Linked DNA regions of Homo sapiens: all the other regions are linked to region 3. The links are chromatin contacts, found by Hi-C or POLR2A ChIA-PET in ENCODE. All regions are on one chromosome and are shown on one strand. Each heading gives the region's core, a stretch centred on a gene start or an enhancer-like site at or near the end of the contact. The rest is flanking DNA. Distances are from core to core; before and after follow the strand shown. Region 1 has its middle 52 kb from the start of LINC00399. Region 2 holds the start of LINC00370 (long intergenic non-protein coding RNA 370). Region 3 holds the start of IRS2 (insulin receptor substrate 2). Region 4 holds the start of LINC00396 (long intergenic non-protein coding RNA 396).

Region 1 (5,174 bases), core at 2,674-5,173, 330 kb before region 3:
AATAGCTCAAAAAAGGTAAGTTTCCTTCTTGCCTTCTGCCCCCAGCACTCCCAGGCTCAGTGTCTCCCTCCTGGAGGCAATTTCTGGTATGTTTCTCCATAAATGTTTTATGTGTACACAAACATGTGCATGTGTGTGCATTTTTTTACATAAATCAGATATTTTAGAAATCAATATATATCTTCATATTTTTACCTAATGACCTTTTTATATCAGCCCATACGGATTTATCAATTTGTTTTTAATGGGGACAGAGTATTCCATTTCCATAGCTGTACCATCATTCATTTAGCCCATCTCTTATTATTGAATATTTAAGGTGTTCCTGTTTTGCCTTTTAAATATTTTTATTTAGATATATTTTACATACAATGAAATACTCAGATCTGAGGGTTCCTGTTCATGGAGTTTTACAAATTTCACACACATGGAACCCACACTCTTGTCAAGACACAGACCATTTTCATCATCCCAGAAAGTTCCTACTCATTTCCCAAAAATTGTCACTATTCTGATTTCTTTCACCACAGATTAGTTTTACCTGTTCTAGCATGTCAAATATACGGAAACACAGAGAATGTAATTTTTTTTTGGTCCGGCTTTATTCAGTACAATGTTGGGTTTTCCTGTGGGATTCATCTGTGTCATCTAATTAACATACTTTTATTTAATGATAAGCGATGTCTTATTATTTGAGTATACAGCCATTTGTTATCCATTCTCTTATCATTGGATATTTGCATTGTTTCTACGTTTGTGCTACTGAGTCAAGCTTCTACAAACATCTTTTCATATATCTCGTTGTGACCATGTATTTCATTGCTTTTGGGAGTGCAATGGTTGGATCACAGAGTAGGTGTGTGTTCGACCTGTTAAGCAGCTACCAAACCACTTTCCACAGTGGCTATACCCTTTGATGCTCTTGCCAGGCGTGCATGAGCATTTGGGGGAATCAACAGTCTCACAGTCATTCACTGTTAATGGTCTTTTCAACTTTAGCTACTTTAGTGGTTGTGGAGTTGTATCTCATTATGGTTTGAATGTGCATTTGCTAATAACTAATGAGGACACAACATTCCAAGAAGAAATAATAACATTTTTGAAGACCCTAAAGCAAAAAAGGAGTGTTTTTTGAAATTTCTTATATGTGATTGTATAGAAAATATGTATATAAATATTATTAGCATTTCAGATTATATCTTTCTAGATCTTTCTCTCTCCACACACACACACATTTATTTAGTATAATTTTTTAATGTTTTTCTAGTAATATGTTATATGAATAACCATAACTGGTGCAGCCAAATCCCTAATTTTTGATATTTCCTAGTGCCTTTGTCCTTTTACTCTTTGCTCTGAAATTTGTTTGGGTAGAACTAGAGTAGCCCATCTCCTAAAATGTGGTCTCTCTTGGGTTGTGATTAAATGCCCTGGATATTCTGGGAGGTATCTTCTCTCTGGCTGGCTGGAATTTCCGTCTTCCAGCACCCTGTGGTGCCAGCATCCCCTGCAGCTTACAACTTCCCAGAGCTGTGCTTTTCCAGGCCCCAGGGATTCCACCCTACCTACACATGCACAGCTTAGCACTTGGCTAAAGACTTGAGAAAACCCTGCACATTTTTTTTTTTGTCTCTTCACTGCACAGCTTTCTCCTCTCCAGCGTGCTGCACTAGAATTCCAGCCACTCCAGAAGCCTCCAATCCTGCCTCACTTGGGCTCCACATTCCTGCCTCTTGGTCCACAAAGGGCCTATAGCAGAACACCGGGAGGATTATGGGGCAAACTGTGTGCATTTCTCTTCTCTCCAGGAACACAATCCTCTGCTTCTTGTCTGACACCTGAAAATAGTTGCTTCCTATATTTTGTGTAGTTTTGTAGTTACTTACACCAAGGGGGCTAGTCTGGTACCAGTTACTTTATCACATTCAAAAGTTATCTTCTTGTTTTTTTGTAAAATGAATTTGTCATAAAAAGTAAATCTTCAGTGGACATACATATAGCTCTATAGCTGTATCTCTACAGACACCTCAAATAATTTTCTTTATCTATTGAAAGTAATAATGCTGAGTCAAGATGTACAGTTTTTGAAATTTGTCTCCTATTTGTGCTAGTCTTTCAGTTATACCCTGGCTTGCTTCAACAGTAAATAGGCAATTTTTAATAATTACTTTCTAATTATAATGAAAATAAATACATGTAAACTGTACATTTTTTCCCAAGGAGTAAAGCAGAACTATAATGAAACAGAAATTTTTCTTCTGGATCAATACTCATCATCTTTAGAAAGAAAAAAAATTAATAGTTTTCTTCTGTATGTTTCAAAATTTTCTAGTTCTAAACATTCAAATGTGCAGTTTTTCTGCTTTTTTTTCATACAAATGGAAATATATTTTTGCATTCTTGTGCAATTTTTAAAAAGTAACAAAATATACTGAATAAATTTTTATATTAGCACAAATGTAGCTATCACATTTTAAAAAAACCTATAAATTATTCTTTCTACATGCACCATAATTTAATTAATAAGTTTCCCATTGATATGGTTTGGTTGTGTCCCCACTGAAATCTCATATTGAATTCCCATTTGTTGTGGGAGGGACCCAGCATGAGGTAATTGAATCATGGGGTCAGGTCTTTCCCAACTGTTCTCATGATAGTGAATAAGTCTCACAAGATCTGATGGTTTTAAAAACGGGAGTTTCCCTGCACAAGCTCTCATTCTTTCTTGCCGCCACCATGTAAGAAGTGCCTTTTACCTTCTGCCATGATTGTGAGACCTCCCCAGCCACGTGGAACTGTAAGTCCATTACACCTATTGTTCTTCCCACTCTTGGGCATGTCTTTGTCAGCAGCATGAAAACAGATTAGTACACCTATTGATGGACATTTATGCTGTTTTCAGTTTCTTTCAGTATTTTAAATAATGCTACAAGGAAAATTCGGTGCAGGCCTTCATGTAGACATAGTAATATACCTGTAAGGTAAATTTCCCAAAGTAAAATTGGAAGACCAAAGTAAATATGCATTGCATTTTGACAGACATTGGAAAAATGCTCTCCAAAGAGATTCCACCAACTTACACTCACACCAACAGCAAATGAGACCATCTGTTGGCCCACATCCTGTGCACAGTGTGAAAGATCAACTTTCCAATCTTTGCCAATCTGATAGGTTTTAAAAAATAGCATCTCATTTCGATTTGTGATTTAATTATGCATGAGATTATGCTTCTTTCTTTTTCTTCATATTGGTGTATGTTTGAACTGCTTATTCGTATCCTTTAAATAATAAACTGTAGTGGGGTCAAGCTGGGCCTGGTAGCTACTGCTGATGCTATTGAATTATGGTGAGTTAATCTAAGCAAGAAGCTCATGGGCCATGTAATTCACCCCAAGAAATGTTTCTGAAGTTGTACGGGTTTTTTTGGCATTGATTACAGGTTTAACGACTTTTACTCTCAAAATGCTTAATTCACATTACATATGTGTGTATGTTTGATTACACCAATGTTTCTGCATACTACTGCAAAATACTCTTTAAAATCTGGGGTCACATCCTGTTTCACAGATCTGATAATGAGTAAAGCCAAACTCTTAGCTCATGTTTGGGTATCTGGCCTCCATTAAGCTGCTGTCTCTATTACCACATAGTCCATTCAACATTCTCTCAATGTCTTGGAGGTGTTAGGGCAGAGGCTGGCACTGTACGTATTAATAAGATGTCCGGCTTAGTGACAGGAGGTCTTGTTTATTATAATGAACAAATGAAGGTGTTTCAAGTATATTTATGTGGCTGCTTAAGAGCCAACCTCCACTGCTGTGAGACTTAGTAAGAGGTGGCTACCAAGGACCTGCTCCTGCAAGCCTGTTCCCAGGCTCCCCCAAGCATGGCTCTGGGACACGGTGAGAGCTTTCTGTGAGCTTGTGTGAGACTCAGTCCCAGACAGAGGCTGCCTCCCACTTCTCAGCTGAATCCTGGGCTTTGGAAACCCTATTGTGTGCCAATATAATCAACCTACACATGATGTCACAAGACAGAGAAAACACTATAAATGGTATCCAAGTTCATGGCACTGAGTCTCCAAGGGCTGTGAGAGAAAAGGTTGGTAATGCTGGCATGATTGCTTGGCTGAAAGAAGGGCCATGGCAGGAAAGATGTAACTGAACTGAAGATGCAGCCACTGCTTCAACGTAAGACCTCACCTCGTTAATTTGGGTGATCAGAAAAGCAGACATTACCTCCTCCTGTCAATCGCCTTATTTTGGTGAATTCTTAAATAGCCTCTTAGCCACTGTTGTGACTCAATAATTGTGACCTTCTAACAGTTACCATGGAAAGAATTCCTAGATTATAAATAATGACAATGTGAGTTTCCTAGTTACCAAGTGTATTTATAAAATGAATTCCAAAGGTACATGACATTTAATTCCAGCCTATTTTTAGACACTAAAGGATAATAAAGGAAAATACTTTTTTTCCAGAAGAGGAAGAATTGTAACATTTTTCCAAATCTAGTTATAGAGCAGCACATCTATATGACTATAAGGAAAAAAAGGGGGGTTTTAGTAATATACTGTCCTTGGCAATTTAAAGGGAGCATTTACAATAATACAGATTTCACAATTAAATGGAGTCTCCAAAATCATGTATAGAATTTGATCTATACAAATTATCTTGGAAATAAAAAGATATAGTGTCCTTTAATAATTTTTTAAACACATAAATTGGGAAGACTTTTATGCCTTCTACTTTACAAAGTATTTCTTATTAAAGGAAATCATTATGTTTCATAAAGAACTCTTTCTTATTTTTTTTAATAGACATGATAGGGTCTTGCTGTGTTGGCAAGGTTAGTCTTGAACTCCTGGTCTCAAGCGATCCTCCCATCTTGGCCTCCCAAAGTGCTGGAATTACAGGACTGAGCCACTGTCCCTGGCCCTTCATAAAGAACTCTCGGAAGCACAAGTTTACCTAGTCAAAGAGTTACAATCCAAGAAAGAGGAGTGAAGATTCTGAAGGAATACATTACAAAAAAGAAAAGCTACTAAATGGTGTCTAAATCACATTTTAGTGTGCTGCAGAAATGACAGTTCAAAAAAAATTAGAGCAATGGAAATACAATAATTTTTATGTCCTGTCTAGTATTTTGTCTTTTCCAAACACTGTTCCAGGAG
Region 2 (5,986 bases), core at 514-3,013, 500 kb before region 3:
TGAGCCGAGATCATGCCATTGCAGTCTAGCCTGGCTGACGGAGCAAGACTTCATCTCAAAATAAAATATATAAAAAAAGGGAAAGAAACAAAGGCAAGATGATAACAACTGAGGGCTATTGAAATCAGAAAGGGATTCCCCAAATTTAGGGCTATGGTGACAATGTATCCACAATCACGTCAGAAGGTAAGTGGTCCTAATCTTGCAAAGGACAGAATCTATAGAATAGATAATGAACAGTTTCAGAGTATCTTTCTTCTGAGGTGATGAGAGAACATGGGACAGGGTGTTGAAGGTATAACAACAGTAAGGGTCATGGCTTCATGCTAGCCAGGGCTGGAACCTAAAGAAGAAGAAGACCAAAGATTGGAGAAAAGAGCTGAGTTTAGGTATTGTCTGAATCACAGAGAAGAACAAAACTAACCTCTCCTTCCATAGTGATACTGGCATTAGGATTGCCAAATAAAATACAGGATGCTCAGTTCAGTTTGAATTTCAGATAAACAATGAATATTTTTTTCAGTATAAGTATATCCCAAATACTGCATGTGATTTACTTATACTAAAGTATTTCTTGTATATCTGAAATTCAAACTTAACTCGGCATCCTGTATTTGTATTTGCTAAATCTGGTATGACCACTCTATCCAAGATGTCTACCTGGAGTCTCTAAAAAGAAAAGCAAGAAATGGCAGATTATAAGGTGGCAGGTGTATTAGGGTTCTTTAGAGAAACAGAATAAACAGGGTGAATACACTGTGTGTGCATGCACGTGTGTGTGTGTAGCGAGAGAGAAAGACAGAGAGAGAGAGAGAAAAACAAAAAACAAGAGTGGGGGGAGAGAGAGAGAGAGATTTATTTGAAGGATTGGCTCATGCAATTATGGGGACTGTTAAGTCCAAAATTTTCAGAGTGTACCGGCAGGCTGAAGACCAGGGAATTGTTGACGTTGCAGCTCACAGTCAAAGGCAGTCAGCTGGCAGAATTCCCGCTTCTCATGGCATTCAGGCTTTTTCTATTCAGGCCTTCTACTGATTGGATGAGGCCCACCCACACCATACAGGGTATTCTGCTTTACTCAAAGTCTGCTGATTTAAATTTTAAAATTAAAATGTAATTTAATGGAACTTAAATTTTAAAAATACCTTCACAGAAACATCATTTGACCAACTATCTGGGTACTGTGGCCTAGCCAAGTTGACACATAAAAATAACTAACACATTAGGGAAGACAGCTGGCTTCCCTAATCTGGTGAATTTGAAGCAATTAACAACATATTCACGGGAATCTCATCACAGAAGGACGTGTTAAATCATAAAGCAAAACAGCAAACACATATACTGCAACAGCACAAGTGCTCTGGGCATATGCCTTGCTAACGGGAACCTTTTTTCTTTTTTGAACCGGTTGCCTAGAGATGCTTTGTTTTGCTTTGCTTTTTTTCCTTTTTTAAAACATTGATCCTTGGATGAAAGGAAGTGAAGGTTACTATTTGTTTTATCTCCTGCTCACAACAGAATGGCTGTGAGAGAAATAGTGAATTTGAAAGGGCTTAGCTTGCTGAAGCCAAGCAGAATTCGAAGTGTCTCTAGATCACTGTAGACAAAACAAGTCGTATGGCCAACGCTTACTCATTTGGCCACATAGGCACTTGCCTGGACTCCCAGTCTACGGCTAAATTTAGCAGAACAATTGTCAGCCAGCTTCCCTGTTTGAAGGTGAGAGCTCACGGGGACAGCAAGCTCCCAGCGGGTCTTCATTTACTGCTTCATGACAAGAGGTTCCATGCTGACAGCATCTGGGGAAACCTCGCTGGGCCTCGGAGGTCCTTCCTATGGGTGATATGCCACCCACCCTGGGTCGAGAGTCAGAGAAGCGCGGCCGGTCCCACTGCTGGCTTCGCCTGCCTGTTTCCCACAGCTTCCCTCTAGTCATCCACCTACACCTGCTGCCCAGTTCCCTAGAAACCTGCCTAGTGTAAAAGGAAGCAACTCTGGAGAACAGAATGAGAAATCAGAAAGCAAGGCCCTGTCCTCTGAGTTCTGTCCTGGATGGGGACTGAGGAAGGTAAGCCCAAGCAGGGGGTGCTTCTGCCACACCCAGGTTGTGTTTATTTGTCTCTTCTGTAGATTGAGAAAAACATCTCCCTTAGCCTCCAGAGGGAGAAAACAGGGCCATATTTCCCCGAGCCATATGAGGAAAGTGGGTGATTTTGAGCTCTAATTAGAGCTGGCTCTAAGAAAACACACCATGTGCGTGAGAGCTGCTTCTTCTCACATAACCCAATTGAGGAAATTTCCCCAATTAGATCTTGTTTCTTGTCTCTTTTAATCAGCAAGACTTTATACAATGATGCTCCTACTATACTCTCATCCAATTTGCAGATCCATATATAAATAACAATGAGCATAGTAGGAAGTGTTTTATTCTTATTTATTGAGTGCTCATCCACTTCCAGATACTGTCTTGAGGAATTCACACTTACTAACATACTTACTTCTGGAGGTAGGGACTACCATGGCATCTGGCTTCAAAGCTCACTCTGTTCCTCAAGGGAAATCATTTTTTGGACATTTCATAGTAATAACTATTGACATATTAAGTCTTATAAAGCTTTTAAAGGTGTTTTTACGAACTCACCTTCTTTCCTCTTTATTACTACTTCTGAGATAAGGTGGGCTTTTGTTTTTTTTTTCTTAACATCCTCATCACCTCCATTGGAAGAGTGAGGGAGATCAGACTGGGAGAGGTTGAGGGATTAGCCTGGCCTCTCCTGGGTGTGCAGGTGAGCTGTGTGACTGTACCAGATGCTCTGTCTGCAGAGGCACAGGTCCCCTTGCCTGCAGTCTTCCAATGTAGTATCAGAAATCCAGTTCCCATCTTAGTGTCAAAGTCTTCCCAAATGCAACCATAAGCCAAAAATAAATGTATACCTTCCCTCCATAAACCATTATTCCAAATTCTTCTGCTGTTGCCAGTGACAATCATCTGCCTTCTAGTCTTCCAAAGGAAGAATCAAAGAAGATGCTTCCAAAGGAGGCATCAAAACCTAATAATCATCACTGATAATCTCTCTCCTTCTTGTGCCCATGTCCAGTTGGTTGAACAAGTGCTAACCTAGCAGTACCACATCCAGCTATGATGGGGCAGGTGCAAAGATGGAGGAAGAAAGATGGCCCCAGAGATCACGGTTTTGTAAAGTCATGAAGGAGATAACTGGAACATGAATCATTATCAACTGAGATAGGAAATAAGAGGACACAAAAGAAGTAACATAAAACATTCTTACTAATGTGAGGGACCTCACAGGAGGGCATGTTTACTTCCAAGGGTAGCAGAGAAGAAACAGAGAAGGCATATAGCATCTGAGCTGAAACTGGAAGGACTCAGGACCTACAAAAATAGGGCAAGGCTGATGCTCAGAAGTCGTAGTGAAAAGACAAAGCAATGAATGTTGTATTTTGGTTGATTTTTAGGAGGGAATGAAACTGAAGAAACTAGGGCATAAAGCTAATTTTTTAAAAAACCATCCATTCTTCTTCTCTGTCTGCGCCATCGTCACTGGGTCCAGGCCTTTATCACCTAAAGCTTAAAATGATGCATAACCTCCCATCTGTGCAGAACCGTGTGGGTGACATTGATGCCATCCAGCGCTGGTGCACCCTCAGAAATATTCATAATTTATTGTTAGTCTATGTGGACTGTTCCCAGCACTTCATGTGCTCTCTTCCTTTGCTCTTGTTGCCTGGAAGAAATATTCTACTGAATTGAAAGCCACCGCTTTCCTGTGTGCTTCCATCTCAGGTCTTCTCACCTGCTCAGTCATCATAGAGTATGAGTGTCTGTTCTCTGTCTTGTGTAGTCAACATTTTCCTTACTCCTGGATTCTTTCTATCTTCATTTAAGTATCTCCAAGTCTCTCTCATTAAAAAACGTATCTTCCTTGGGCCCCCTGAGTCCCCGACCTCATCATTCTCATATTCACCCCTCTTCCACCCCACTTCCCAACATCCGTCAGTCAGGATTCTTTCTGCTTCTTCTAATACATGGTATTCTTGTGCATACAGAGAATGCTGTTAATTTATCTTCTTGGCTTACTTTTATTAACTCTTTGGGTTTTAGATTAATGATGAATCTCTGTAAAAGTGCTTAGCTAACTTGGTCCACAATTCCCAGTTTTCCTTGAAGTTTCTGTAGAATAACATTAGCTAGGGACTCCAATAGAAGCAAGCATCACGCATACAATGTTGATTAATGGTCAATAACATAACCGCATAGTTTCAGAAGTGTATTTTTGGGAGAGACAGACATAGTGTTCACATTACAGGTGTAAACACTTGCTAACTACCATATTTCACTGAACAAAATATGGACTTTTTTTACATGCTAATATCTCTGAAGTTAGTCTTTCAGTAAGAGGCATTTTATATTGCTAATAGGCAGCATTTTAATAGTACATATATCTTATAGTTGATAATAGCTCAGATTTGATTGATTATATCATGTAACCTTAGGCAAATTACTTAATCTTTCACTGCCTAAGTTCTTACTAAATTGTACAATCTGGTAATACCCAGATCTCAGGGTAGTTATGGTAATTAAAGAAATATGTTATACATAAAGTACCTTAAACAATAATGTCTGGCATGCAGCAATTGCTCACTAAATGTTAATTATAATTATTGCCTTTTGTAGTATTCAGGGACATGAAATGAATTGAACAATATCTGATCTTTCTCAATAGACCATGCAAGAACTGCATCTATTTTATTCTCCTGTATCCCTAGTTCTTAGATGTCTGTCCTATCCTTACTTTTTTTGAGACAGAGTCTTGCTCTGTTGCCCAGGCTGGAGTGCAGTGGCTCAATCTTGGCTCACTGCAAGCTCCGCTTCCCGGGTTCACGCCATTCTGCTGCCTCAGCCTCCCGAGTAGCTGGGATGACAGGCGCCCACCACCACACCCGGCTAATCTCTTGTATTTTTAGTAGAGATGGGTTTTCACCGTGTTAGCCAGGATGGTCTCGATCTCCTGACCTCATGATCCGCCCACCTCGACCTCCCAAAGTGCTGGGATTACAGGCGTGAGCCACCGCACCCGGCCTATATATTTGTTTAGTGTGGAGTTTATGAGGGAAAATGAATACAGTATGATCATCCCTACCCGTGTGACTAATTTTTATTCCTGATTTTTCAATAAGAGATTCTCTTGTTTGTATTTCTGTTTTTCCAACAAGAAGTTTCCCTACCATCAACCTACAATAACTCCACCATCAAAAATCCAGTCCATTCAATCAACAAATACTTCATTTAATATATAAAAATCACAACATCCCAAATACACTTTAAAATACTTAAATAGCACTTTAAAAAATTAAACACAAAATTACCTTTGCCCTTCCAATGTCACCCTCCAAAATCATTGTTTATTTAGTATGAATCTTCCCAAACTATTTTTGCGATACTTTTACAAGCAAGTAGTATGCACTGAGTAAAACAGTGATTGTGCAAGATGTTTAAGCTGTCACGAGCAATGTCACACAAAACCAGGACAAAATCTCACCTGGCCAGTGGCAAAACTACCCAGTCTCCCAGGCTTCTGCCCTCATGGCTTCCTCCTCCTGATAAGGATGAAATCTGGAGAAAGTTAGGTGCACTTATTGCATACTTCCTCCATGGGTGAAACCTCTGGAAAAGGCAGAGATATTCTTGAGAGCTCAGAAGGGTCAGTGCATCCAAAGCACACTCAAGAGGCTCAAGATCCCCACCATGTATAAAATTTTAAATGCTCTCTTCTCCCATCTGCCTGGGATTAACATCAGGCACGCTCTTCTTTATGGAACTACAAATTTTTCAACCTCTCTAGATGGCCATCTGGCAAAATGAATCAAAATTCAAATGTCGACAACTTTTGATCCAGCAACTGCACAGGCAGAAACTGATTTAAAGAAAGAAAAAGACAAGTGCAGGAGTGTGTATGTAAGAATG
Region 3 (5,789 bases), core at 1,438-3,937:
ATGTCCTGCCCGCCGCAGAGGTGGGTGCTGGCCCCGCAGGCCCCGCAGAAGGCACGGCGGCGGCGGCGGCGGCGGCGGCCCTGGGCTGCAAGATCTGCTTGGGGGCGGACACGCTGGCGGGGCTCATGGGCATGTAGTCGTCGCTCCTGCAGCTGCCGCTCCCACTGCCCGCGAGGGCCGCGCCGGGCGTCATGGGCATGTAGCCGTCGTCTGCCCCCAGGTTGCTGCTGGAGCTCCTGTGGGAGCCGATCTCGATGTCTCCGTAGTCCTCTGGGTAGGGGTGGTAGGCCACCTTGGGAGAGGACGCGGGGCAGGACGGGCAGAGGCGGCCCGCGCTGCCCGAGAAGGTGGCCCGCATCAGGGTGTATTCATCCAGCGAGGCAGAGGAGGGCTGGGGCACCGGCCGCTGCCGGGCTGGCGTGGTCAGGGAGTAGGTCCTCTTGCGCAGCCCTCGGTCCAGGTCCTGGGCCGCGTCCCCCGAGACCCGGCGGTAGGAGCGGCCACAGTGGCTCAGGGGCCTGTCCATGGTCATGTACCCGTAGAACTCACCGCCGCCGCCGCCGTCTCGGGCCGGGGGCGTCTCCGCGATGGACTCGGGCGTGTTGCTTCGGTGGCTGCAGAAGGCGCGCAGGTCGCCTGGGCTGGAGCCGTACTCGTCCAGGGACATGAAGCCGGGGTCGCTGGGGGAGCCCGAGGCGGAGGCGCTGCCGCTGGAGGGCCGCTGGCCGGGGCCGTGGTGCAGCGGATGCGGCAGAGGCGGGTGCGGGCCGGGCGGCGGCGGGTAGGAGCCCGAGCCGTGGCCGCTGCTGGACGACAGGGAGCCGGGGCTGGTGGCGGCGGGCGGCGAGTGCGCCACGGGCATGGACATGGAGCGGCTGTGTTGCAGCGCGCCCCCTGCCGGCAGCAGCGCCACCTTGCTCCCGCGGCCGCCGCAGCCGCCGCTCAGGGTGTGCGAGCGGCTCAGGGGCGCGCGCACCGGCCCGGGGCTCAGGGGGCTCCCAGCCACCGACACCGGCCTGGCGCCCGCGGCCGCCGCTCCCGCCGCCGCGCCGCCGTCGCCCTCGCTGGCGGTGCGCACCCGGCACGAGCTGCACTTGGCCGCCGGCGGGGTGGCGGCCAGGCTGTCGGTGCGCGAGCGGCGCACCAGGCCCGTCTGGCTGGGGGGCAGGTTGACCAGGTGGTGGTGGCGGCGCGCGCCGGGGACGCTGATGGGGTGCGTGGCCGACGACCCCGACGATTGGCTCTTACTGCGCGGCCGGAACTCGAAGAGCTCCTTGAGCGCCTTCATGGCCTCCAGGATGGTCTCGTGGATGTTCTGCGCCACCACCGAGTCGTCCGCCTGCATCCACAGCTCGCCGGGGCCTGTGACGGCCGAGCGGCCCACCTCGATGAAGAAGAAGCTGTCCGAGTGGCCGCAGCGGCGGATGTTCATGAGCTGCAGCGTCACCGACGGCTGCTCGCAGTTGAGCTTCACGAAGCCGATGGTGCGCGCAGACAGGCACAGACGGTACACCCCCGTCAGGTTCTTGCTCTGGCCCAGACCCTTGGGCTTCAGGTTCACCTGCCACACCTCACGGTAGGCGGCCGTGGCGGGAGCCACCAGCCCGTAGCTGTCCTCGGCCCCGGCGGCGCCGGCAGAGCCGCCCAGGGCGCCGGGCAGGGAGGCGCTGCAGGACGCGGCGGGCGCGGCGGCGGGGGGCGCGTCTCCGGCGGCCGCGCGGCCCTCGCTGACCAGGTCGGTGAGCGCGCGGTACCAGCCCTCCTGCTCCTGCTCGTTCTCGGCGGCCACGGCGAAGTACTCGTCCTTGGTGTAGAGGGCGATCAGGTACTTGTGCTTGGCGTCGGCGCGCTTGTTGATGTTCAGGCAGCAGTCGAGAGCGATCACCCGTTTCGGCGCGCCTGCCTTGCTCCGCCACTTTTTCTCGCTCTCGTAGTACTCGAGCCGCGGCGGTTGCGGCGCCGACCCCCCGCCCGCCGTCGCCTCGTCGCCGCCCGCGCCGGGTCCGCGCAGCACGAAGAAGCGCTTGTGGCCATGCTTCTGCTTGCGCAGGTAGCCGCACTTGCGCACGCTGTGGTTGTTGTTGTTGTTGTTGTTGTTGAGGTTGGGGCCGTCTCCGCTCGCCGGCCCGGGCGGCCCGTGCCGCGGCGGGCTCGCCATCGCGGGCGCTTCAGGCCGCGCGGCCCGGGCCCGGCGCCCAGGGGTTGGGGCGAGGGGCGGAGGGGGCGCGGGCGGGGGCGGCTCCCTCCCACCCTTGCGCCCGGCCGCCCGCCCGATCACGCGTCCCTCGGGCCCAGGCGGTGGGGAAGGTCCGGGGAGGCCCGCGGGGGCCAGCACCGCTCGGCGGCGCCGCGCCCTCCGCGCTCTGGGGCTCCTGAGGATGCCCGGCGCGGGCGGTGGCCGCCCCCCTCCCCGGCTGCCTGCGGCCGCTGCCTCCTCGGGCTCTCGGGCGGCGCCGGGGGACGCGCTCGCTGGGCCGGGAGTCGGGGTCCCCGAGCCGCGGGGCCGAGCCTAAGGCGCGCGCGGCCGCACCGGGGCTGCTGCCGCCGCGTCGCGCTCCGGGAAGCCGGGGTGCGCCCGGGCGCTCGGGGTCCGCGCCGCCGCCGGGGCTGCTGCTGCTGCTGGTGTTGCTGCTGCTGCTGCCAACGGCGACCCGGGCTCGTCGCGGTCCCCGCCGCACAGTGAGTAACACATCGCGCACCGAGTGACTGAACTAAGAAGAGCAAAACAACATGTGACTCGGCGTTACGCAGGCACACACAGCGCGGCCGCCCCGCCCCGCTGCCTCGCATTGGCGCCGCGCCCCCCGACGGACGGCGCGCTCGGCCAATCGGCGCGGCGCTCGCGGGGGCGGGCCGCGCGCCCCCGCCCCGCCCCCCTTTCTCCCCGGGCCGCGTTTCCCGCCGTCCCCTCCCCCTCCCGCGAAGGCCCCGGCCCGGCCGGGCGGGGTGGGGCGGCCCCGGCCTCATTAATCAGCGGCTTGTTGTGGATGCCGGCGGAGGAGATGCCACCCAGGGCGGGAAAAGGGGCGCGGAAGAGGGGCGGGGCGGGCCACGGCGCGCAGGGCCCTTCCCTCCCGCCTCGGACTCAATTAATTGGGCTTGAGCTTCCGCCGGGGAGGGGGCGCCGGGCGGGGCCGCGGCTGGGCGGGGCGGGGGATCGGGATCGGCGGCGGGGGCTGCGGCCTTGCAGTGGAAGCATGGGCGGCGAGCCGGGCCGTGCTCTCGGGGCGCGGGGTCCCCATTTTGGGCGAGGGCGGCCGCTCCCGCGCTCGGGGTGGGCGCGCCCCATCCCCGTCCCCCGTTTCCCGTCCCCGTCTCCCGGCCGCATCTCCGTCCCCCCGCAGCCGCGAAACGCGGGGAGGTTCCAGGGCCCGCGGCCGCGGGTTCGCGAGCACCGCGCTCCAGATCGAGAGCGGCGCGCGCCCTTCCGTGGAGGACAGAGGGGCGCGGAGGGGGCGCCTGTGTCCCACCCGCTCGCGGGCGCTTTACGGGGCGTCCTCTGCGCCATTCACTTGTCAGCTTGTCGGGAAGTTGAAATCGCGTTTGGGAGGTAATAGGAGAAAGAGATCGGGGACGGCAGGCGGAGAAAGTGCGGTTTCCATAGCGCCGGGGAGAGGGCGGACCCGCGAGCCAGCGGTCCCTGAGCCGGGAGACCGCGCGGGCGTCTCTCCAGCCCCCGCAGGAGCGCCGCCTTCCTTCCGCAGGGGCGTCCTCTCCCCCCACCGCTGCAGGAGCACCCCCTTCCTTCCTCGGAAGCGTCCTCTCACCACACCGCTTCAAGAGCCCCCCCTTCCTTCCACAGGGGCGTCCTTTCCCCCTCCGAGGCAGGAGCGCCCCTTTTCCCCCCACAGGAGCGCCCTCCCCACCCCAGGAGCGCCCTGCGCCCAGCAGACGGGCAGGTGGGCGGGCGTCCACTACCTGTGTGCGCGGTGCGGGCGGTGACTGCCAAGTTGGAGATGCCCTTGGAGAACTGCTTCGAATTCATGTATCTACTGGGCTTTTGTGACTTTCAAAGCCTATAGCAAATAAGCACCCCTGCAATTACGTCTCCTCAATGACCAAGTCAGGGTGAGGTGAGGGCTTCCTGAGTTCAGATCCCAGCAAGCTCCCGATCCTGCGCAACGAAGAAAACTCAACAAAACAGGCTTTGGCTGTTTATTTTATTTTTTTTTTAATTGTGCCTTCATGAAATAATTTACAGCAATAATTTATCTTATAATATTGGTTATTGTTTTTAAGTCCCGGATGTTTACTTTTGGATGTCCTCTATAATTCATAGAAGTATCTTAAAAGTAATAAAATCTTAATCTAAGAGAAAATAAGTGTAATTTTTGAAAGAGTGATATATATTTTAATATGTTTTTGTAACATGTGACTTGAAGATTGTGTTGGCTAATTTTATGTGCCAAGAGAGCCCTGACTAGTACAAAGATTATAGCGTTTTTATTTTTAGCATGTATACAGTTAGGATTATTGATCAGTAGCCTGAATTTGGGAAGAATAATCATTGTGGCAAATATCACCCAGTGTGCCTCAAAAAGGTGTGTTTAAAGTTGATCTTCCATTTTTAAATCATACCTTAAAAAAAAATACCTCAAGAAATGCCATTTTAAGTCTGTGCACCTATGTGTGCATGTGTGCGTGTTTGTTTATATAATAGATTGTGTGATTGTGTGTGTATAGGTATGTGTGTATGATTGTGTGTGTTGGGGGCGCCACCTTTATGAACATTATGCTTCGGCGTTCTTTTTAGATCTTGTTACCTTTTCTTACGTTCACAAATGTTGCCTAGCAATATGTCTAGTCAGGAAAGATGAAGGGATTCTTATCTTGGTGCTTGAAGAAAATGTGGTGTAGTTTTATTGGCTTTGTGATCACTTACATCCCACTTTTATGAGGATGTAAATGGGCCACCTCTATGTTCCTGTATGTTGCCAGCCATCAGTAGACAATGCTAAAGGAACCACCACTTTTAAACATCATGTGATGGTTTCTTCTGAGAAAGTATATTTTGCAATCTTTTTCTTTTTCATGTTGACTTTTATTATGCAGTTGCATTTTCATATCCGTATTGAACATTTACTTGCTGTGCCTGTCACACGCTAGCAGGTGTCATCTTTTCCTGTTTGCTTGTTTCTTGGGGCCATCCTAGTGTTAAAGGCCAGTGTTTTTAAGGTGTCAGCAGCTCTGGATTGGCAGTTAGCACTTTCCCCATGTACTGCCTCAGTTACCAGACTGGGGACAAAAGAGAGAAGGTTAAAGAATTATCACCTATGTCCGTGGTATTCTGTCATAGAGAGTATAAATTTCCTACAGCAAACTGGAAATTAATTGCAATTCTGCAGTTAGAACCTCCAAATACAAATGTGGATGATACAATTTCAATTCTCATTGAGAGTCAGCCCATGAAACAAACCAACAGTAAGAAACTCTGTAATTAGAAGTATCCCAGTCCTCTTCCTCAACCGAGGAACTTGTTTTCTTTCCCCCTTTCTATTGCCAGATAAGCTATTTATTTATTTAAAGCTTGTTCTACACCTTGTGATTTTCCAACTGTTCTTCCATACTTTTTCAACAAAAGTCAGCTAATAACATCTGCCAACATGCTCTGCACGCAGGACTGGCTGGGGCTGGCATGGCCTCTTGCCAGCAAACAGCCTGGTTGAAATTTTTTCTCATGGTCCAAGATCTTTCCTTGGAAGCTTTCTTTCCTTTCACAGCTAATAAAATGGCCATATCTTTCAGCAGGGAGTTTTTTCTGTTTGTTTGTTTTTTCTATTTTTAACAGA
Region 4 (5,506 bases), core at 360-2,859, 270 kb after region 3:
TCAGGACATAGGCATGGGCAAGGACTTCATGTCTAAAACACCAAAAGCAATGGCAACAAAAGCCAAAATTGACAAATGGGATCTAATTAAACTGAAGAGCTTCTGCACAGCAAAAGAAACTACCATCAGAGTGAACAGGCAACCTACAGAATGGGAGAAAATTTTTGCAATCTACTCATCTGACAAAGAGCTAATATCCAGAATCTACAATGAACTCAAACAAATTTACAAGAAAAAAACAAACTACCCCATCAAAAAGTGGGCAAAGGATATGAATGGACACTTCTCAAAAGAAGACATTTATGCAGCCAAAAGACACATGAAAAAATGCTCATCATCACTGGCCATCAGAGAAATGCAAATCAAAACCACAATGAGACACCATCTCACACCAGTTAGAATGGCAATCATTAAAAAGTCAGGAAATAACAGGTGCTGGAGAGGATGTGGAGAAATAGGAACACTTTTACACTGTTGGTGGGACTGTAAACTAGTTCAACCATTGTGGAAGACAGTGTGGTGATTCCTCAGGGATCTAGAACTAGAAATACCATTTGACTCAGCCATCCCATTACTGGGTATATACCCAAAGGATTATAAATCATGCTGCTATAAAGACACATGCACACGTATGTTTATTGCGGCACTATTCACAATAGCAAAGACTTGGAACCAACCCAAATGTCCATCAATGATAGACTGGAGTAAGAAAATGTGGCACATATACACCATGGAATACTATGCATTCATAAAAAATGATGAGTTCATGTCCATTGTAGGGACATGGATGAAGCTGGAAACCATCATTCTCAGCAAACTATTACAAGGACAAAAAAACCAAACACCACGTGTTCTCACTCATAGGTGGGAATTGAACAATGAGAACACTTGGACACAGGAAGGGGAACATCACACACCGGAGCCTGTTGTGGGGTGGGGGGAGGGGGGAGGGATAGCATTAGGAGATATACCTAATGTAAATGACAAGTTAATGGGTGCAACACACCAACATGGCGCATGTATACACATGTAACAAACCTGCACATTGTGCACATGTACCCTAGAACTTAAAGTATAATAAAAAAAAATGTGGCACACCGTGGAACACTATGCAGCCATAAAAAAGGATGAGTTCATGTCCTTTGCAGGGACATGGATGAAGCTAGGAGCCATCATTCTCAGCAAACTAACACAGGAACAGAAAACCAAACACCATATGTTCTCACTCATAAGTGGGAGTTAAACAATGAGAACATACGGACACAGGGAGGGGAACATCACACATGGGGGCCTGTTGGGGGTCGGCGGCTAGGAGAGGGATAGCATTAGGAGAAATACCTAATGTAGATGACGTGTTTATGGGTGCAGCAAACCACCATGGCACGTGTATACCTAATGTAACAAACCTGCACGTTCTGCACATGTATCCCAGAACTTAAAGTATAAGAATTTAAAAAATAGCCATTTTAGTGGGTTTCTTCCTATGTGTTTCTCTGAAGTCCTCCTCTCTTTTCTCTCATATGGACATCAGTCACTGGATTTAGGATTCATCCGAAATTCAGGATGAGTCATCTTAAGATCTTCAATTACATCTGCAAAGCCTCTAATTCCAAATAGTCACTCTCTGAAGTCCCAGGTGGGTGTGAACCTTTGGAGGACACAAGTCAACCCAGTGAGTAGGAAGTGGAAGTTGAGGTTCCTTTTTTCCACATGGATATCCAGTTCCAGCATGATTTCTGAAAATAACTTACTTTCTTTCTGCCATGATGTTCAAATATGCTTTATTCTCACCAAATTTTGGTCTGTTGGTTCTACCAATCACTGAAAGAGAAATGTTGAAGCCATGGAATTGTCTTGGTGGATTTTGTCTATTTCTCCACCAGTTATGCCATTTTCTTCGTGTATTTTCAAGCTCTGCTATCAGGCACACACACATCTAGAATTATTGTCAGTTTTTCCCTGTTCTTCATTTGGATAATTTCTATTGCCCTGCATCCAAAGGCACTATTCTTTTCTTCTCTCATATCCAAGCTGTTGTAAGCCAGTCCAGTAAATTTTTTTATTTCCCATATTATATTTCTCAGCTTTAGAATTTGTGTTTTATTCTTTTTAATAGTTTGGAATTTTTGTTAAAATCCCCAGCCATTCACCTTTTTGTTTCTCTTTTGCTTCAAGTCTCTGAAATATCAGCTGCTTTAAGTCCTCGTCTGCTCATTCCCACATTCCCACTACATCCAGGTAGGTCTCCACTGACCTTTTCCCCTCCTGGTTATGGTGTTCATCTCCCTGCTTCTTTTCACCTCTAGCGATTGTTTTAATTGTGCGTTTAACATTATAGGATGCCATCCTGCTGAAATGCTGCACTCTGTCGTTGGAGCTGTGGGTGTCTCTGAAGTCCTCCTCTCTTTTCTCTCATATGGACATCAGTCAGATGTAAGGGCTGCTGAGTTTTGCTTGGTCAGCAGTGAATTTATCGGTGGGACTGGCTGACTTTCGCAGGCTTCCCTGTAAGTTTAACTGGAGAAGTCCCCGCATAGCCCTACCTGGCAGCTGAGAGAGACCCGTGCACGGCGCGTGCCGTTCTGTGTCCCTGTTGAATGCAGGTGTGCAGTGCGGTCTCCCCAACCTTCTGCGTGGGCTACTCTGGACTCTCCGTTCTGCTCAAAGTGTTCTTTGTTCTCCATGAGGCTCAAGGGGACTCTCCGCAGATTTCTTCAGATCCTGTCAGACACCCACTGCAAACCTTGCCACCTCCTCACACACCCCAACCTCTACCATCTGTCCGCAACTCCATGAGGCCACCATGCTGTACATGGGCTCCACCCGCTCATGCCACAGTCCAGAGAGAGCATCTCAGCAATCCCAGAGCACACCCCACGCACCCGCCAGGAATCCCACCCTTGGCTGTGGTCCTCAGTGTCTGAAAACAGGTGCTTCATGCATTCTGTTCAGTTTCTACTTGTTGATGTGGAGAGGGATACTTCAGCACCAGTACTCTGTTGTGTCTCATAAATGGGTCCTAATTAGTATTTTCTTACTTTCTGGAAACAAAAGTTTGGTCACTTACTGTGTTTTCCTTTTTCTTCTTTTTTTTCAGGCTTTCAGGAAGCTCCTCAGAGGTGAATCAGATAATGAAGCAGAACAAGATCTGCCCTTGTGAATTGCTTATTTGATTGCCATCATCTTAATTTTAATTTTATTATAAAGTGTGTAGGCAACACAGTTGAAGAAAACTGTGAAGCCACAGGAGCCTAAGCAATAGATTCGATTCCTTCCATTTGACTCCATTGTCATCCTTCCACTTCATATCCCTATCCCATCCTACCTGGTCTCATAGTGACTGTCGAATCCCCCTTAGCCTGCATTCTGAACAAATGCACCTAGTTGGATTCCTCTCTCATCCTTGCAAAAACAAAACAAATAAAGCAGAAACACCCTTTGCTCATGTTTCTACCAAAATAAGCATTGCCTGTGAGCTCTATGTGCCTTACTTGTGTTGTGCCCTCTGCAGCGCCCAGCAAGATGCCTGATCCACAGTCAGCAGACAACAAACAGCTTCAAGGCTCTGTTGGGTCAGGGCAGTCTTTAGATGAAAACCCTGCTCAGTGAGGAAACCACAGTCTCACCACAACGGGGCATTCCAGGAGCTTGTCTGTGTCAGCATAGATGTTCGCCTCTGCACAAGGTGTTGTGAATTACTGTACTTGCCCTTCTTCTCTATCTAGGTCATTTTTCTTTTCCAATGGTGCCTTTAATTTAGATTTGGGAGGGGTTAAGATACTGGCAGCTCTTTGTTCTTTGAGCTTATAAAACAATGACAGAGCTAGAGTGTTCTTCTGAGCAAGGCGATCTGCTGGTTGATAATGATGATATGAGAGAGAAATAGCAGATGTGTTTTAGTGTCAACACTGAAGGACATTCCGAAGGCCTCATCCCTAGCTCAGACATAGGGCTCCACGCAGCTGCTGATCTTGTCCATTACTGTATCAGTCAGGTTTCTCCAGAAAAACAGAACCAACAGGAGATGAGAGAGAGGACAATTTTAAGAAATTTGCCATGCGATTGTGCGGCGGCCGAATCCAAAATCAGTGGTGCAGGTCAGCAGCTGGAAACTGAGGCAGGAGCCAGTGCTGCCATGTTGAGGTGGAACGTCTTCCTCTATGGAAACCTCTGTCTTTAACAGTAAGGCCTATGGCTGGCTGGGTGAGGCCCACCCACATTACAGAGTGTAATCTCCTTTACTTCAAGTTAACTGATTGCAGAGACTGAGCACATCTGTAGAATACTTTCACAGCAACACCTAGATCCGTGCTTGATTAAATACACGTAAAGAATTGCTTATGGAGGCATCCATATAAACAAGTTTTAAAGGGATTGGTTTTAAGTTTCATGGCAAAAAATACAGAAGGTAATTAACGTACAGAAAATATTTACCCTTGGTCAAGTGCAGTGGCTCATGCCTGTAATCCCAGCACATTGGGAGGCTGAGGCAGAAGGACTGCTTGAGGCTAGGAGTTCAAGACCAGTCTGGGCAACGTAGGGAAACCTTGTCTCTAAAAAAAAAAAGAAAAAATTTAAGTAGCTGGGCATGGTGGTGTACGCCTGTAGTCCCAGCTACTGGGGAGGGTGAGCTGGAAGGATCACTTGAGCACAGGAGGTCAAGGCTGCATTGAGTCATGATGGCACCACTGCACTCCAGCCTGGGCAACAGAGCGAGACCCTGTTTCAAAGAAGGAAGGAAGGAAGGAAAGGAAGGAAAGGAAGGAGAAAGGAAGGAAGGAAAGAATATTTACCCTTGGCAGTCATCAAAGAAATACAAATTCAAACAAGATTCCACTTTTCACTTTTCAAATGGATGAGATGTTGTTCTTCGTCGGATATTTTTAGACCCCTTATTGTCCCTAAAGTCATGTTCATGGACTGTCATCCCTCACTTTTTCCGTAACAACATTTCATCCCAAATTTCTTAGGTGTCTTGATTTTCTGTCAAATTGAGGCAGGAGAGGAAAGAGACTGGGTCCTGCAGACATGTGACAAAGCAACACAGGTCCTGATGGCCCTCACACATCCGGGCACGTTCCCTCCCCCACTTGCACCCCTTAACAAGTAGACTGAGTCACGGAGCAGGAAGGGGTGGAGGTGCTCCTAAATCTGCTGACCAGGCTGAATTCCTGACCATACAAGGAAGGACCTATCTATCTCTTTGAGTGATGCCTTCTGAGGTCACTGAAACAGGACTCTGGCATTCCCTATAAGGACCTGACCAGGTCCAGCTGCCTGAAGACCAGAGGGACTGCAGCCTGACCCTCACGCCTTTCTCCTCATTTGAATGTCATCGTAATATTAAAATCACTGCCCAGGGTGGGGCTCCTCTGCCATTTTCTGGTCACCCGATGCAAGTTAAAGCATGAAGTCCCACTGCGCAAGCAAAGAAAAGACAAAGGCCTCACCTGAACATGCATGGACGTCACTCTGTTCCCACCTCACCTTCCTGCCGGTGACACGC

The links. A loop is a pair of places that touch in the nucleus more often than their neighbours do. ChIA-PET counts read pairs that join two places held with the same protein, here RNA polymerase II (POLR2A). Pooled maps may share reads with other maps.
Region 1: a map of ascending aorta shows a loop between it and region 3 (5-fold over the local background). The contact joins the enhancer-like site here to the promoter of IRS2 in region 3. A Hi-C loop is called at or near these places in 5 of 168 maps with a recorded cell type or tissue (aorta, ascending aorta, chondrocyte and 2 more) and 5 of 50 pooled maps. POLR2A ChIA-PET finds 5 or more read pairs at or near these places in 1 of 52 experiments (PC-9).
Region 2: a loop to region 3 is called in a map of PC-3, with 4 times the contacts of the local background. The contact joins the promoter of LINC00370 here to the promoter of IRS2 in region 3. A Hi-C loop is called at or near these places in 10 of 168 maps with a recorded cell type or tissue (Caco-2, HCT116, MCF 10A and 7 more) and 5 of 50 pooled maps. POLR2A ChIA-PET finds 5 or more read pairs at or near these places in 4 of 52 experiments (A549, MCF 10A, PC-9 and 1 more).
Region 4: POLR2A ChIA-PET joins it to region 3 with 10 read pairs in WTC11. The contact joins the promoter of LINC00396 here to the promoter of IRS2 in region 3. A Hi-C loop is called at or near these places in 5 of 50 pooled maps. POLR2A ChIA-PET finds 5 or more read pairs at or near these places in 2 of 52 experiments (MCF 10A and WTC11).

The regions. Positions count from the first base shown.
Region 1 is chr13:109,450,393-109,455,566 of GRCh38, forward strand. No RefSeq gene overlaps it. Among named protein-coding and RNA genes, the nearest start is that of LINC00399, 52 kb to the left of the region's middle. RefSeq lists an enhancer at 4,261-4,536. Within about 2 kb of position 3,924, at least 2 of the 41 ENCODE cell types and tissues checked have a DNase peak (open chromatin) inside an H3K27ac peak, as active enhancers do; they include ascending aorta and tibial artery, where a contact is called at or near this core.
Region 2 is chr13:109,280,210-109,286,195 of GRCh38, forward strand. It overlaps LINC00370 (long intergenic non-protein coding RNA 370), which reads left to right and starts at 1,764. Exons shown (of 3, transcript NR_170230.1): 1 at 1,764-2,068.
Region 3 is chr13:109,783,896-109,789,684 of GRCh38, forward strand. It overlaps IRS2 (insulin receptor substrate 2), which reads right to left and starts at 2,688. Exons shown (of 2, transcript NM_003749.3): 1 at 1-2,688. The coding sequence starts at 2,158. It overlaps LOC124903211 (WAS/WASL-interacting protein family member 1-like), which reads left to right and starts at 3,189. Exons shown (of 2, transcript XM_047430835.1): 1 at 3,189-3,550; 2 at 3,705-5,789. The coding sequence starts at 3,198. The coding sequence ends at 3,942. RefSeq lists an enhancer at 1,195-1,824 and silencers at 2,666-2,895, 2,916-3,085.
Region 4 is chr13:110,051,676-110,057,181 of GRCh38, forward strand. LINC00396 (long intergenic non-protein coding RNA 396) reads left to right here and starts at 1,610. Exons shown (of 4, transcript NR_126387.1): 1 at 1,610-1,636; 2 at 2,176-2,238; 3 at 2,339-2,507; 4 at 3,098-3,277. It overlaps LINC03082 (long intergenic non-protein coding RNA 3082), which reads right to left. Exons shown (of 3, transcript NR_187462.1): 2 at 4,435-4,553.